Linked DNA regions of Homo sapiens: region 2 is linked to region 1. A link is a loop called in an ENCODE intact Hi-C map of the cell type or tissue named here. Cell type or tissue: heart left ventricle. All regions are shown on one strand.

Region 1 (8,000 bases):
CCTGGGATCTCATTGTTTTTCATCAATGCCCTTTCACATGAAAAACTTTGTGAAAAACTTGGTGAAACTGTGAATTGAAATGATGTTGTAATTTAGCAACCTATGTGGTAAAATTTTTGTTTGATTTTAAGTGCTATTAGCCTAGTGCCTACAAGAAATAAGATAATCTTTTAGAGTTATCATGGAAGCTTTCTGGTTCTCAGGCTGTAATATAACCAGAAACTTTCTGGTTCTCTGGTTTATGCCAAGAATTAAAGAACACAAGTTCTAAATTTTCTTTTGGTAAGCAATCAAGCGTCCTCAAAAGAATTTTCCCCACATCCCAGTCTTTATGGTCATGATTACTACTGTAATGGTCAAGTGCTGCTGTCACCTGGTCTCCCAAGGCACATGCTTCTCTTGTCACTTAATTACAGGTGACAGCATAATTAATTGTGATGTCACTGCATGCCATGGATTACTAACATACCATTTCCCACTGGTAGACATGTTGGAGTCCAAAAGCACAGCAAAATGCATCTCCAAATCTTATCTTGGTGGGGTTATCTTCTGGGACCACTTCTGGTATCAATTCCATATAGTCAGAGTCCAAACAGGAGACAGAAACAACACAGTAGTTTTAACAGGGAATATGTAAAAAAAATTATTAATTATAACAGGAGTTTACCAACTAAAGGAAAAAGAGAATACTGAAGACTAAAGTACTATGACCCTGCCACATCCCCCTCTCCGAGAAACACCCAAGAATGATCAATACATACTATTTAAAAAAAAAAAAGACTAAAGTATTTCTCCAGTGCCCTGTACTGATAAAGCTTCATATAATTCCAGATGGCAAGGGAGAACAGTTACAGTATTACAAACAGGACAATGTAGGGAGGACTTAGAACTAAGAGACAATGGACTGATAATGGTGCATTGAGCATTGCTTTCTTATCAAATCTGACAATCTCTGCCATTCAATTAAATGTTTATCACTTATATTTAATGTAATTCTCAATATAGTTAAATTTAAACCAACCATCTTGCTATTTATTTTGTTTGTCCCATCTGCCTTTTGTTCTCTGCTTGCCTTTTTTTGGATTGAGGTTTTTCTCCAAATTGATTTCATTTTTATCACCATTATTGGCTATTTGTTTATATATATGTATAAAATGACAAGTGTTGATGAGGATGTGGAGAAACGAACCCTCATACATTGTTGGTGGAAATGTAAAATGTCACAGCTATATATACATATATATAATATATATTTATATATATAAATATATGTTATATATATAAATATATATTTAAGAGCTGGGGTCTCACTCTGTAACCCAGGCAGTAGCACAATCATAGTTCACTGCCATCTTGAACTTCTAGCCTGAAGAAATCCTCTTGCCTTAGCCTCTCAAAGTGTTGGAATTACAAATGTGAGCCACCATGCTCAGCCTAATTATTCAGTCTATATTTTTAGTGGTTTCCCTAGGATTTACTATATATTGTTTAACTTATCAAAGACTAACTGCAAATAGTATTATACCACCTTACGTATTATGTATATATTGCTGAATCAAATGATTAGGTTTAACTTTTTTAGGAATTGCCAAACTGTTTTCCAAAATGGCTGTGACACTTTACATTTCCACCAACAATGTATGAGGGTTCCAGTTTCTCCACATCCTCATCAACACTTGATATTATCTTTTTTTATTCTTGCCATCCTAGTGAGTGTGAAGTGCTACTTCATTTATTTCTGACTTGCATTTCTCTGATGATTAATGAGGTTGAGCATCTTCTCATGTACTTATTGGTCAGTTGTATATTTTCCTTGGAGATGAGTCTGTTCAGATCCTTTGACTTTTTTAACTGGGCTATTTGTGTTTGTACTTTTGAGTTGCCAGAACTCTTTATATATTCTAAATACAAGTTCCTTATCAGATATGTGATTTTCATATACATTCTCTCATTATGTAGGGTGTTTCTTCACTGTCTTGATGGTGTCCCTTGAAGCACAAAAATTTTAAATTTGGATGAAGTCCAATTTATTTTTTGTTTTCAAAAGCACTTTAGGCTTCCACACACTATTTCAAAAATAAAATAAAATAAAAGTTCCTTTGTGGAGAGATTTGGATATCTTTCTCTTATGGATTGTTTCTCTTTCTGATGAGCCAGTATTCTGGGGACTGGGCAGGGTGGTAGCCTCTGATATTCTTGGCTTTCCTCTCCTAGCATAGAACCTGTGCTCTATGAGTGAGCTGGAGCAAGATTTGGGGTCCCAGTGTTTTTGGCCTTCTGAATCTGGGATGGAGCCACTATTCTATGGGTTAGGGCTGGGTGTAGAAAGAAACCCCCCACTTCTCAGCTGCACTCATCCAGAATTTAGCTTCTTTAACTTGGAGTTGGGAGAGATGGGCAAAATGTTATTGGTCTGCCTCTCCCACTAATATGTGAAAATACTTGATTGGGAAGTGAGGGGAGAGGGAGCCTTGTCTTTTTGGCCACCCTCACCTTATGAGAAGATTCCATTAAGCTGAGCTGAAGGTGAAGGAAAAGGGAATAGTTATGTGTCAAATGCCATAGACCTGCTGTTCTTATTGAGTTAGTTTTAGTGACGTCCCCACATACTATCTTTATAGTCATGATTACTGTTATGGTCAAGGGCTGCTTTTGCTCCTGGCCGGGAGATGAGCTCAAAGGTGAGCCAGGCCGAGGAGATGCCCCAAGGCAGAGTGGGAGCCTGACTTTCTTCATTTGCTCTATATCCTTAGGACAATTTCCAGAGACTTTAAAGGTTAATTTTTAAAAAGCAGTTTTCACCAACATTGCTTGTTTCACAGGCAAGTGGGCTCATGGAACTCTTCACATTGCCTCCAAGAAGTGGAACTCTTCACTTTTTTACTTTTAAGTTATTTGTATCTTTATGTTTCAAGTTGAATCTATTAAAAGGAATAACCTTAGACAAGTTAAATTTAACAGTTTAATTGAGCAAAGAGTGATTCATGGATCAGACAGTTTTTGGAACCAGAACAGGCTCTAAGAACTCCAGCCTGAAGTGTGGTGGGATACCCACATTCCCCTCCCAAGAGAAAGCAGCCAGGCCAGGTGCCCTCAGAGAGCGCCAGAGGAGGAAGGCGGGTCTGGCCTCAGCCTTCTTCTCAGTTTCAGTCTCCCCGACCAGGCCCTCCCAGGTCTAAGCAGGAGAATCTCAGACTGTTCCTCCCCACAATTGTGCAAGTGCTTACTGGACCCCATGCCCAAGAGAGCTGTGTGGTCCCCCATGCCCCTTTCTAGCACTAGCCTAATAAATTGTATTGATGACCCCAGGGCAGCCTGTAGGCTCTATCAACTCAACATGGAATAATCGACTTGGGAGCTTGTCAGAGCGAAGGATTCGAGATGGAGCCCAATGCCTGAGTTTGATACATTGGGACTGAGGCCTGGAAGATCACAAGGATGTGATCAAAGATAACAAGAATAGGAAGACAAATAGAAAAAATAGAAAGACAAATGCCACATGATCTCACTCATTTGCGGACTTTAAAAAGCTGATGTCATAGAAGTAGAGAGTATAATAGTGGTTACTATGTGCTGGGGAAGGAAGGCGGGATGGGGGAGATTGGCCAACAGGTACCAAATTACAGTTAGATAGGAGGAATCAGTTCTGGTCTTTTCTTGCACAGTAGCATGACTGTAGCTAAGGACATTGTATTGCATATTTCAAAATAACTGGAAGAGAGGGTTTTCAGTGTTCTCACTACAAAGAAATGATAAATGTTTGAGGTGATGAATAAGCTTATCACCCTGATTTGATCATTACGCAATGTACGCATGTATCAAAACATCATACTGTGTCCCATAAATATGCATCGTTAAGAGTCATTTAAAAATAAAAAAAATTTTAAACCCAGTGGCCTGAGATCTGAGTCAAACCCTGGCTCTCCTGACTCCAGATCTTCCCACTGTACCAAACAGAAAGGTGATTAAGAAAAAAGATTGGTCAGGCACAGTGGCTCATGCCTGTAATCCCAGCACTTTGGGAGGCCCAGGCAAGAGGATCACTTAATTCCAGGAGTTCAGGACTCGCCTGGGCAACACAGTGAAACCCTGCCTCTACAAAAAATACAGAAATTAGCTCAGCATAGTAGTGTGTGCCTGTAGTCCCAGCTATTCCAGAGGCTGAGGAGGTAGGATTGCTTGAGCTCAGGAGGTTGAGGCTGCCATGAGCTGTGGTAAAGATTGTGCCACATGTGCACCCCAGCCTGGGCAACAGAGTGAGACTCTGTCTCATAAAGAAGAAAAGAAAAAAGATTGACTTGTAAAACCAAGAATGCTTCAGACCCTTCAACAGGGAATTGATAAGTATGTTAACCAACAAAGGAATACAGCTATTAGACAAATGAGAAAGGTCTCTCTGTTAACAGGGAAAGATGATGATGATGAGTTGAAGCAGGATATGGAACAGCCTGTCAAGTATAATCCATTAACATACACGTGTACACACACACATACACACACACACACGCACACACACACACAGATTTCTATAAGCAAAAGACTATGGAAGGATATGGCCAAACTCTGGACAGTGCTGGTCTGGGGGATGTTGGGCTACTGGGAGTAGCCCACACTCTGCTTACTGTCTTTGTTTCCATTTCACATTGTGCAGGCATTGTTTTTATAACCAAGGGCGAAAAACACAATCTTGCCACTTGGCAGGTGCATGAGGCCCAGGTATCCCTGTACTGGGGAGGTCAGGGTTTACCTGGGACTTGGGAGAAAAAAAAAAATTCCCTTTTGTCCCCTGCACTGGTTCCCTGCCACCTGGAAGTTGCAGTTTTCAGCTTCGGCCACCAGAGGGCAGCAGGGAACCAGCTGATTGCTGCGAGAGGCTGGAACGCTGGAGAATTCTGAGCTGGCAAGTTTGTTGGGGTGGGGCAGGCAGACCCAGTTTGAAGCAGCCTCCACCATTGTGCGGGGCTGTGGTCAGGTTCCCAGGGAGAGGATGACCAATTACATGCTGAGCAAGGGTCCTTTGCCTCAGCACAATGGGGAAACTGAGGCAGAAGGCCAGTTGGAACTGGACTAATAGGCTGTGGCTGCCTGGGGAGGGGAGATGAATGTCCCACAGGCCAGAGAGAGTCAAGAAACCCAAGTCCCTCCCTGGGGCTTCTCTTTGTCATCTTGTCAGGGTGAAGGTTCCAGAAAGCATGGCTCAAGGGCTAACAAGTGGAGGCAGAGACAGAGGGAATCATGGGGCCCATTTAGAGGTAGCACAGGCTGAAGTGGCCATAACCCTCCATGACCAGAGCAGTAGTTAACAATTCCTGAGCACACCTCATGTGCCAAGGGCTTAGCCATTGTATCTCAACTAATCTCAACGGTGACCTCGGGTAGGTAGAAGGGTATTAGTATCTCCATTTTACAAGGGAGGAAACTGAGACTCAGAGAGGGAAGGTGGCTTGCTTAAGATGGCGGCTGATAAGTAGTGATGTTGTCACTCAGGGTCCAGCCCCTCTGGCCCCAGAGTTCTTGCCCAGGATAAGAGTGCAGAGGGAGATGGAGTTCCAGGCAGGCACCATGGTCCTGGACTTACAAGGCAGGACTTGGACCCCGGGTTGCCCCACCATCTGCAGGAGCTGAGTGTGGAGGGTTGTGGGGCCCCTGCTAGTGACCAGGGAGAGGATGGGGGTTGTTGAGAAGATGGTAGAGGGGAATCTCAGCTCCCAGCTTTGAGTGCTTCTGGGATGGGGCATGGGGAGGGTAACTGGCCTCAGTACAGGGCTCCAGGAGGCTGTAGGGCCAGGCATGGAAGGGAAGGAGGAGCAAGTGTCCAGGGAGAGACGGCACAGGGGCCTGGCCTGGCTCGATCACGCTGGACACAGTGGGAACAGGAGCAGAGCTGCCCCCACCCCCAGGAGCTCCTGAGAACTTAGTAAGGAAGGAGGTGGAGGGAGGGCTGGGGCTCCCCTGGGTTCTGGCTTCCACATAGGCCTTCAACAACCATGGGGCCGGCCCTAGATGGATCATGACTCAGCTACTACAGGGAGGTAGGCAGGCCAGGTTGGGCAGTGAGGAGAGGCCCAGGACAGACAGAGAGGGCTAAGAGAAGGCTGGTGGCTGCCTGGCTGTCTGGGAGGGCAGTATAACAGCAGGAAGCAGCAGGAGGCAGGGGTTAGGCCTGGGCCTGAAATGCCCCTGGTGTTAGGGAGTGGAGGGGGAGAGGTTCTGGGAGGGGTCGGGGGGGGACTTTGCTACTTGCTACCTCTATGATCTTGGACAAGTCACTTGACCTCTCTGAACCTCGGCTTCCCCATCTGTAAAATGGGAATCCTTATAGTACCCACCTCCCAGGGCTGTTACAAGGACCAAAACTGATGTGTGTGAATCACTAGCACCATGGCTGCCATACCAGCTCCTGGCTGGATGTTGGCAGCGACTCTTACACGCTCGTTTACTCCACATTGAACCTGACCGTGTGCCAGGCCACAGTGAGCACTGGAGGTCGGCAGTGAAGCAAGCCCAAGTAGCCCCTCTAGAGGAGGTAGTCAGGACTGTGGAGCATGCTGCGTGGGGTGAAGATGTGGAGGGACCCGGCTCCCACTCTGCCTTGGGGCATCTCCTCGGCCTGGCTCACCTTTAAGCTCACCTCCTGGCCAGGAGCAAAAACAGACACAAATCAGAGAGAGCAGTACAGCAGATCCCAGGTTCTCCTCCGGACCCTATTCCAGATTGTTTAAGAGCAAAGCCCAGACACTGCCTCATTTCACCCGTAAATTCTCCAAAATTTAAGACAGAACATTTTTTACATGATCCCAATGCCATTATGACACCGAACAAAATGCAGATTCTCTCAACTGCGTCAACTGTGAGAATGGACTTTTGCTCACTGTGTGCAAGGCCTGGGTGTGACATTGCCTGCCTACCTGGGGTCCTCAGCCCATGGGAAGGCCTCAGGGCCTGTGGGGAAGGAGATGAGCAGATTCACGTGACATTCGTTACCCTGCTGGGCAGGATCCCCACCCTACTGCAGTGCCCTTCCAGCTGGAGAGGGGCCCCAGGCCCGCTGCCCCCATGGGACTCCTGATGGTCTGTGGCTGTGTGTGTTTGTGGGCTGTGCATGTATGAATATGTGCAGGCTTGAGTGTGCAAATGGGTGTGTATGTGAGGGTGTCAACAGTGTGAGATGTGTATGAGTGCATGTGTGAGATGCATGTGAGTGCGTGTGTGAGATGTGTGTGTGGGTGTGAGATTGTGTGTGCATGTGTGAGTGCACGTGTGAGATGTGAGTGCCTGTGTGAGATGTGTGTGTGAGATGTGTGTGTACGTGTGAGATGTAAGTGCGTGTGTGAGATTTGTGAGTGCATGTGTGAGATGTGTGTGCACGTGTGAGATGTGTGAGTGCATGTGTGAGATGTGTGTGCACATGTGTGTGGGTGTGAGATGTGTGAGTGCAGGTGTGAGATGTGAGTGCGTGTGTGAGATGTGTGTGCACGTGAGATGTGTGAGGGTGTGCATGTGAGATGTGTGTGAGTGCACTGCAAGATGTGTGTGTGCATGTGGGAGATGTGAGTGCGTGTGTGAGGTGTGTGCACATGAGATGTGTGAGGGTGTGCATGTGAGGTGTGAGTGCACATGTGAGGTGTGTGGGTGTGCATATGAGGTGTGAGGATGCATGTGTGAGATGTGTGAGGGTGTGCGTGTGAGGTGTGTGGGTGTGCATGTGAGATATGAGTGCACGTGTGAGAAGTGAGTGCACATGTGAGATGTGTGAGGGTACACGTGTGAGATGTGTGTGGGTGCGCATGTGAGATGTGAGTGCGCATGTGAGTTGTGTGAGGGTGCGTGTGAGATGTGTGCATGCGTGTGTGAGATGTGAGGGTGCGTGTGTGATGTGTGGGTGCACGTGTGAGATGTAAGAGGGTGCATGTGTGAGATGTGTGAGGGTGCACATGTGAGATATGTATGTGGGTGCGTGAGTTGTGTATGAGTGCGCGTGTGAGATGTGTGTGAGTGCG
Region 2 (8,000 bases), 240 kb after region 1:
CTAAGAGGTGTCCCATTCTATTTCCATAGGAGAGTATTGAGGTTTTATTTCTCTGATGGGGGCCCTCCAAGATCAGTAAGGCTTCAAGTGGGTCAGAGACCTGGGGCCCCCTTGCTGCTGCTAGCTGCTCAGTCTAGCTAGCTGCTCATAAAGCAGGGTGTGAAATAGTTACTCTGAATGATATTGTTGAGAGCACACCTCTCTCCTCAGGCACAAGTGCTCAACTGGCCAAACTAATTACCCTCATGAGAGCACTTGAATTAGGCAAAGGAAAAACAGTTAACATTTATACTGATTCTAAGTATGCTTTCCTAGTTCTCCACACCCATGCCACTATCTGGAAAGACAGGAACTTCCTCACAGCTAATGGGTATCCCATTAAATGCCATCAGGAAATTAATAGACTATTTTGCTCAGTTTTCCTCCCACAGGAAGCGGCTCAGCCCCTAGCTGCTCAGTCTGCCAGCCCGTTTCCCTCAGCTATTTCATCCATCCCTCTTTGGTGGCCTTTACAATGTATTACTGCCACTTCCTGTGCGTAAGAATCCCCTCGGTTGCTTGAGTGTTTGGGGAGGAGAAAGGAGGAGATAGGTTTAATCCTTTCTTCGCCCAATGCCCTGGTCCCCTCTGACAAGACCAGGCTTAGGTGCTTCACTGAAGTCTGACAGAGCTGAGCTTCAGATTTTGAAACATTATATCCTCTGTTAGCAAGAAAATTAAGAGGAGCCTTACTGCCCTTCTGAGAGATTTCCTCAGTTGGAGTGCAAAAGAGAAGGTCCTCCATGTATTGCAAAACTTTGACCTGAGGATAAAGGAACTTGGAGAGATCTCTCCATAATGCCTGCCCAAACAAGTGGGAGCTGTCTTGGAATCCCTGAGGTAACATTGTCCAGGTTAACAGGGTGGTTTGGTTAGAGGGATCCTCAAATTCAAACAAATACTGGGAGTTGTGGTATAATGGTATGCAGAAGAAGGCATCCTTTAGGTCCAGGAACCATTTAGTTCCCTCAGGTATTTGAGCTAGCAGGGTATACGGATTGGGAATCATTGAATGTATTGGAACCACAGCCTCATTAACAAGGAGGTGGTTCTGAACTAGCCTCCATTTCTAGTTGGGTTTTTGTACCCCCAATATTGGGGTATTACAAGGGCTATTGCAGGGTTTGAGTGGGCCCTCCATCTTCAAGTTATCAATGATGGCTTCTAGTCCTTTCCTAACCTCTAGTTTCAGGGGATATTGTTTCTGGTTAGGAAAGGAGGTGGGATCCTTAAGATGGACCCAGACTGGTATGGTAGTTGTGGCTCTGACAATCTTCCCTAGAGTTGCCCAAACTTCTGGGTTAATATTGGTCTCTACTAGGATGAGACAAAGAGTTTCCCTAGGGGCCATCAGAATGATGGTCCCCACATGGGCCGGAATATCCCTACCCAACAGAGGAGTTGGGCTTTCAGGCATAATTAGAAAAGCTTTGGTGAACAACCCCAGGTACAGCTAAGGGGTTGGAAAAAATATCGGGTTAAAGACCTTCCTGAGATGTCCCTCACAGTCATGCTAAGAGAGGAGAGGGGGCCTGGATTCAAGAGGAGAACTGAGAGACCAGTCCCAGTGTCCAAAAGGAGGTCCACTTTCCTCTCTTCGATTTCCATGATTACCCAGGGCACCTTGATGATAATGGTGGTCTGGACTACAGGAGCCAGGAGAGGAGCCCTGGGACCTGTCAGTCCTGCTGCTGGACCATTTGGAAGACTGGCTCTGGACCTGGTGACCAGCATGCCCAGGAACAGTCCACCCTCCAGTGGTCCCCACTGCAGATTGGACAGGGTTGAGGTAGCTTCCTCATGCTGTCTGAGAAATTCTTGAAATGCCCTGATTTGCCACATCTGTAGCAATTGACAGGTGCACCCTGGGAATTCTGGGGTTTGTGGGCTTGTCTGCTGGCCATTAAAGTCTCTGTCTCTTTCCTGTATTTCCTCTCTCTCTTGTGCCTACCTATCTCTATTATAAAAAACCAAGGTGGGTACTTTCAGAAGGTTCTCTAAAGTACTCTCTTGTCCCAGAGCCTGTTTTGTAGCTTCCTCCTGATATCAGGGGCTGCCTGAGTAGTAAATTTATGCTTTAGGATTGGTTGTCCCTCAGCTGAATCAGGGGATAGACAGGTGTGCTTTACTAAGGCCTCCCTTGGCCTTTCCAGGAAGGCAGTGGGATTTTCATCAAATCCCTGGTCAATCATGGATGATTTAGTATAATTGAGAGGCTTGGTCCTGGTCTTACATAAGCCCTCCATTATGCACACCTGAAAGTGCCTCCTCTTCCAGGCTTCCATCTTGTCATTGGAATCCTATTTAGGGTAATCCATTGATACTGCTTCTCTCCCAGTTGGATAATGTTTGCCCCCTTCCCTGACACTATATGTGATACTAAGCTCATCCCCAAATCTCTCTGCTGCTTGCAGAGCAGCCTGCTTCTCAGTGTCTGTCAAGGTCTGGTTCAAAAGCAACATAATGTCTCTCCAGGAGAGATCAAATATTTGGGTGAAATTCTGGAAAGCCTCTATATATCTGTCGGGGTCATCTGAAAAGTTCCCAAGATCCCCCTTAATTCACTTTAAGTCCTGTAGGGAGGAGGGGAACTGGACCTTACTGGGCCCAAATTCACCAGGCATTGGTTGAAGGGGCAAGAGTGAGGTTGGGGCTTGTCTAGGGTGAGGATTTTTAGGAGGGGGCAAGTGAGAGGCTGAAGCTGAATAGGGAGGTCGAGGTAGACCCAGAGGGGAAGAGCTGGAGGGGGCTGGCTTCTCTGCTTGGGGTGCCTCTGGGATTCATATCTTTAGTTTCCTAGGCTTGCCCCTTGCAGTCCTCCCTGAGATGGCAAGCAGGAGGGCTGTATCAATCCTACACTGTCAGCAAAGGTCTGGATTGCCTTGCAAGGTATAGAAAACCTGCACATATGGGACCTCAGACCATTTGTCTTCATGTATACAGAAAAGGCCTGATCACCGGATACTATCGAAATGAAAGGTTCATTCCTGAGGTCCACCCGGTCCTTCATAATTTGGCCAAACCTTTGTGCAGAGGGCTATGAGGCATTTTTCTTCCAGATTAAGAGGATCAAAGCAGTCCCATTGGTTCTGGATACACTCCAGAGGGGTATAAGCTGGGAGTGGTGAAGAGAGATGGTTGCCTATTCTGAAAGACAGAGAATAGAGGCATGCCTCATTCCCTTCCTTCTTTAGTGAAAACTCAGGGTGTGATGGAGAGAGAAAGCAAGACTGTGGACTCTGAGGTGGCTTGGCATGGGCGCCCAAGGACTGGCAGTGTGAAGAGGATATCCCTGCAGAGGGAAGAAGCCCAACGTGGAGGGTGAGGCCCCGAGGAGAACGAGAAAGATACTGAAGGAGAGCGGACTGGACCGGCGGGGGCAGTGGAGCCTAAGCAGGGGGAGGAGGCTGTGGACACAGCTGAGTGGCCTGGTGTGGGCACTCGGAACTCAGCAGGAACTACAGCAATTCTTAGAGCTAAGAGTGACAAATTTGTGTTGGGAGAACCATCTTCTTAACGACATTCTTTAGATTCACTGGTGCCATGTGCTGGCAAACTGTAACTGTTTCAACATCAAACACACGTAGTGCCCCCTGCAGCCCGCAGGTGGGTGCTCGGCACCCCCTGGTGGTCAGTGGTAGGCCTCACGAACGAGTCCACATTGCTACAAATCAATCAATGGGCAACAGAGACAGTGTGATGAGGAATGGGATCTTTACAATAGCCCCAAAGTGCGTCCTCATAACATAGTCACTGATTAAAACCAGAAAAAGAATGTATTTATGGTAGTGAAGCGTGACACCCACCACCTTAATTCAATGATCAACAAGAACATCATCAATCTTGGGGCAAACTAAAGTCACATGCCGCCCGGTAGAATGGGAGAAGAGCGCAGCAGGATGTCTATCGCATTTCTGCTGAAGTTACAGAACCTGAATCTAATCATGAGCCAATACATTAAAAAAAAAAAAAAAAAAGTGAGGGGCATTCTACACAGTAACTCTCCTGTGATCTTCACACTGTGTTCAGGTCATGAAGGTGAAGGGAAGACAGAGGGCCTTTGTGGGTTTCAGGACCCTGGAGAAGCGTGACAACCGAATACGGCACATGGCTCAGAAATGGATCCTTTGCTATAAAGGACACTATTGGGGCATTGGGTACATTTTGCATAGGGCCTGAAGGCTATTTGGAGTTATTATATCCATGTTAATTTCTTGATTATGGTTATAATGCGAAAATGCCTTTGCATGAAAAACACATTAAAGTATTGGGGTGTTGGGGTTTCATGCTGACAACCTACTTTCATAGGTTCAGGGAAACATATTTGTACCGTGCCTGCAATTCTTCTGTAAATTTGATGTTTCAAGATAATAAAAACAAAAAGGAAACTGAGCCTCAAAATGTTACATAACCTGACTGAGTCCACATGGGTAATAAGTGACAGCTCTGGGTGAAAACTCAGGTGTGCCTTTCCCCTAAAGTCACGCCCTGCCCTGCCAACCACAAGGCCCTGCACATCTGAGTTGGCCTCTGTTCCTGCTCATCACCTGCAAAACAGCCCTGCCTCCCCACAGCCAAGTTGCTGGAGCTGCGCCCCACCTGCCCCCACCCTGCACTGGCCTGACTCCCCCATTCCACACCTGGCCCAGCACCCACCACATGGTGTGGCAGACAGCACTGGGGCAGCTGAAAGACTCCATGCTACAAATTGGCACTGCCCAGCTTCCTGCTTCTGGGAGTGGGGTCCATTGGCTGAGCTTCCGCTCCCTGGAAGAGCTCCAGACTCCTCAATGGTTTGGGATTTTTCAAACCAATTCCAAATAAGCCAGGGGAGATTTTCCTGTCTTGGTTCCCATCATTACCACCTCCACAGTTGGAGATTCCCTCCTAATCCAGATGCTCAAACCAGGACCTCAACAACTAGGGCTTCATATATCACTGGGACACTTAGCATAATCACCATTGCAGGTTGCCAGACATCACCCAAAGTGATGTTCTACCAAAGACAGAAACTGCAGCTCTCCCGTGACCTTCCAGGTGCTGCCCTGACTCCTCCAGCTGAACCTGCTAGGGCAGAGGGAAGTGGAACGTGCAGCATATTTGCCTGCCACTCTGCCCATGTGCCCACCAACTCAGCTGCAGGCTCCAGGGACACAGGCTGGTGGGGGGGCCTGGGGCTCATGGCTGAGCCAGGTCGCAGGACAGACAAGTTGGCCTGGATCAACCTGACCAATCTCAGCTGGAGCAGTGAGTTCTTCATTGTCTGAATCTAAACCAGGAACCCAGTGGGGCTTCCTTAGTGCCTGTGTAAGGGCTCTCGGCTTTCACTGCTAAGGAGCTTGCTAGGGGCAGGGTGGGTGACCTCAGCCAAGGGGGGGATTTCTCTTCTTACAGACCTGGAGTTCCTCTTTCGCAGGTTCTGTGCTCCCCTCAAGGGTCCTTTGAGATCCTCCAGCCTGAGTGCTCTTGGGGAAACATGCTGTGTAAACACTATGCCCATTTCCTGCCTGGAGCACAGGTTTTGTGGTAGGGCTCTCAGGGGTGAGGAGGAAGCCTGGCAGCCCCCACATCTATAAATGCTGCGTCTACCTTACCCTCTGACTTGGAGGCAGAGACCCAAGCAGCTGGAGGCTCTGTGTGTGGGTGAGTTTAGCCCCATCCCCTAGGTGTTCTCCAGCTTGAGGATCGCAGGCAGAGAGGACCAGCCCAGCAGCCACAGGCCTGACCAAAGCCCAGGCTGGGAAGGAGGGCAACTCCCCATTTTCCACTGGGAGGTGTTTCACAGCACAGTCAACATAGGTGACCTGCAAAGATCCTCATGTTTGTTATTTTCTTTGGCCAGATCCATCCCTACAGGGTTCAGCAGGGCCTACAGGAGGGGCAGTGAGAGAACAGACCCCAAAAAGAAAGGGGACTCCATGACTGACCACCTTGAGGGGGGCCAGGCTGCGGGCCCCGTTCATCTTTTTTCATTCTCAGGTCGCTGATTTCTTGGAGCCTGAAAAGAAAGTAACACAGCAGGGATGAGGACAGATGGTGTGAGTCAGTGAGTGAGTGACCTGACTAATAGCCTGGGAGGGACAGGGCAGGTTTTCTGCAGAGCACGGAAGATTCAGCTGAAGTCAGAGAGGTGAAGCCAGTTTCCCAGGGTAACATAGTGAGGCACTGAAAGAAAGGAGACTGCACTGGAGCCCAGGTCCCCGGGCTCCCCAGAGCTCCTTACTCTTCCTCCTCCTCAGCAGCCTGGAGACCCCACAACCTCCAGCCGGAGGCCTGAAGCATGAGGCCATGCCAGGTGCCAGGTGATGCTGGGAATTTTCCCGGGAGCTTCGGGTCTTCCCAGCACTCTGGTCTCGCCCGCCCTGCCTCTCGGGCTCTGCCCAGCTTCCTGAGTCCTGACAGAGCACAGTGGGGGAGATGTTGGCAGAGGTGGCAGATGGGCTCACGGCCATCCCTCCTGCAGGAGCAGCGACTGGACCCAGAGCCATGTGGCTGTGCCCTCTGGCCCTCAACCTCATCTTGATGGCAGCCTCTGGTGCTGTGTGCGAAGTGAAGGACGTTTGTGTTGGAAGCCCTGGTATCCCCGGCACTCCTGGATCCCACGGCCTGCCAGGCAGGGACGGGAGAGATGGTCTCAAAGGAGACCCTGGCCCTCCAGGTACTGTGCTGCAGACCCCACCCTCAGCTGAGGGACACAGACCCCTTTTCAGGAGGCCCATCTGTCCAGGCCCCTAGGCTGTGGGCCATAGTGAGCTGGGGGCTATAGTAAGCTGGGTGGGACTTCAGTCTGCAGGGCTGGTGGGTTCCTGGGGCCCTTATGATGGCGCATCCTGGAGAGTCTGTCCTCATAGTGCCCACGGAGTGATAGAGTGATAGCTGAGCCAGCCCTGGTGATAATGGGCATCGAGTCTCACTAGCTCCAACCAGTTGTGGGTGACAGATCCTACACATCCATGTCTCTTTTCTCTGCAGGCCCCATGGGTCCACCTGGAGAAATGCCATGTCCTCCTGGAAATGATGGGCTGCCTGGAGCCCCTGGTATCCCTGGAGAGTGTGGAGAGAAGGGGGAGCCTGGCGAGAGGGGCCCTCCAGGTGAGCAGGGTGGGGCAGGTGGGCAGTGGAAACATGGGCACAGCGACCCTGAAGTCAGTTACACGGGGATGATGGGGATCAGACAAACCCTACAGGTTCCCCAAGGGCATTTGGCTCAACCTAAGTAAGAGAGGATAAGCTTGAGGGAGAAAGCTGAGGTGTCTGGGGAGTGTGGTCACAATTCAGGGAAAGGCAGGTGTGGGAAGTCCTCCGTGCCTCATGACCACCGATGGGGACACACTGAGTCAGGTGTGGGATGAGGGACAGCACTGGGAGGCAGGGGAGGCATGTCCTGGGATGGAGGCCCTGGGGGCTGTCTGAAGGGTGAATGCGGACGAGGCATCCAGACAGACGGTGTGATCAGGAGCCCCACAGACAGAGGGGAACTTTGAAGCTCAGAGCGGTAAGCAAGTCCATCAGGGCAGTGCAGAGAGCATCATGCTTGCCCTTGGTGGAGGGTGCGGGAGAGGGACTTGCCCCACAGAGGCGGGCAGACAGAACCCCTCGAGGGACAGAGCAGGAAAGAGGACAAGGGGTGGGGGTCTCAGCAGGGGCAAGGCTTCACTAAAGAATAGGGGACCACGGGGTGTGGAGACACACTGGAATCTTGTGGACCCTCTGAGCCTAGGGTCTGGGTGGCGCCTAACAGCAATGAAAGGGCAGAGTTCCAGGATTGCAGATGGCAAAACACCTGCGTGGCAGCAAGTGGGAGTCTTCACTGGCCTGCCCCTCCTTCTGTGTGGGGCACTCTCCACAGGGCTTCCAGCTCATCTAGATGAGGAGCTCCAAGCCACACTCCACGACTTTAGACATCAAATCCTGCAGACAAGGGGAGGTAAGGGGACCCCCTGGGCCTCACGGGGTAGGAG

What was found. Peaks named below come from ENCODE experiments on the same cell type or tissue, not always from the same donor. Only the 100,000 strongest peaks of a DNase experiment are listed, where the experiment ranks them.
Region 2: it touches region 1 in a loop (9-fold over the local background); 17 of 110 quality-filtered maps call a loop at or near these places.

The regions. Positions count from the first base shown.
Region 1 is chr10:79,369,916-79,377,915 of GRCh38, forward strand. No RefSeq gene overlaps it. Among named protein-coding and RNA genes, the nearest start is that of PPIF, 26 kb to the left of the region's middle. RefSeq lists cis regulatory regions at 4,456-4,956, 4,459-5,243 and an enhancer at 5,798-6,334. In heart left ventricle, no CTCF peak of the experiment used is centred here; a DNase peak (open chromatin) is centred at 4,866.
Region 2 is chr10:79,605,301-79,613,300 of GRCh38, forward strand. It overlaps SFTPA1 (surfactant protein A1), which reads left to right and starts at 5,639. Exons shown (of 6, transcript NM_005411.5): 1 at 5,639-5,682; 2 at 6,019-6,089; 3 at 6,503-6,697; 4 at 7,012-7,131; 5 at 7,889-7,966. The coding sequence starts at 6,526. In heart left ventricle, a CTCF peak has its summit at 3,667 (motif pointing left); no DNase peak of the experiment used is centred here.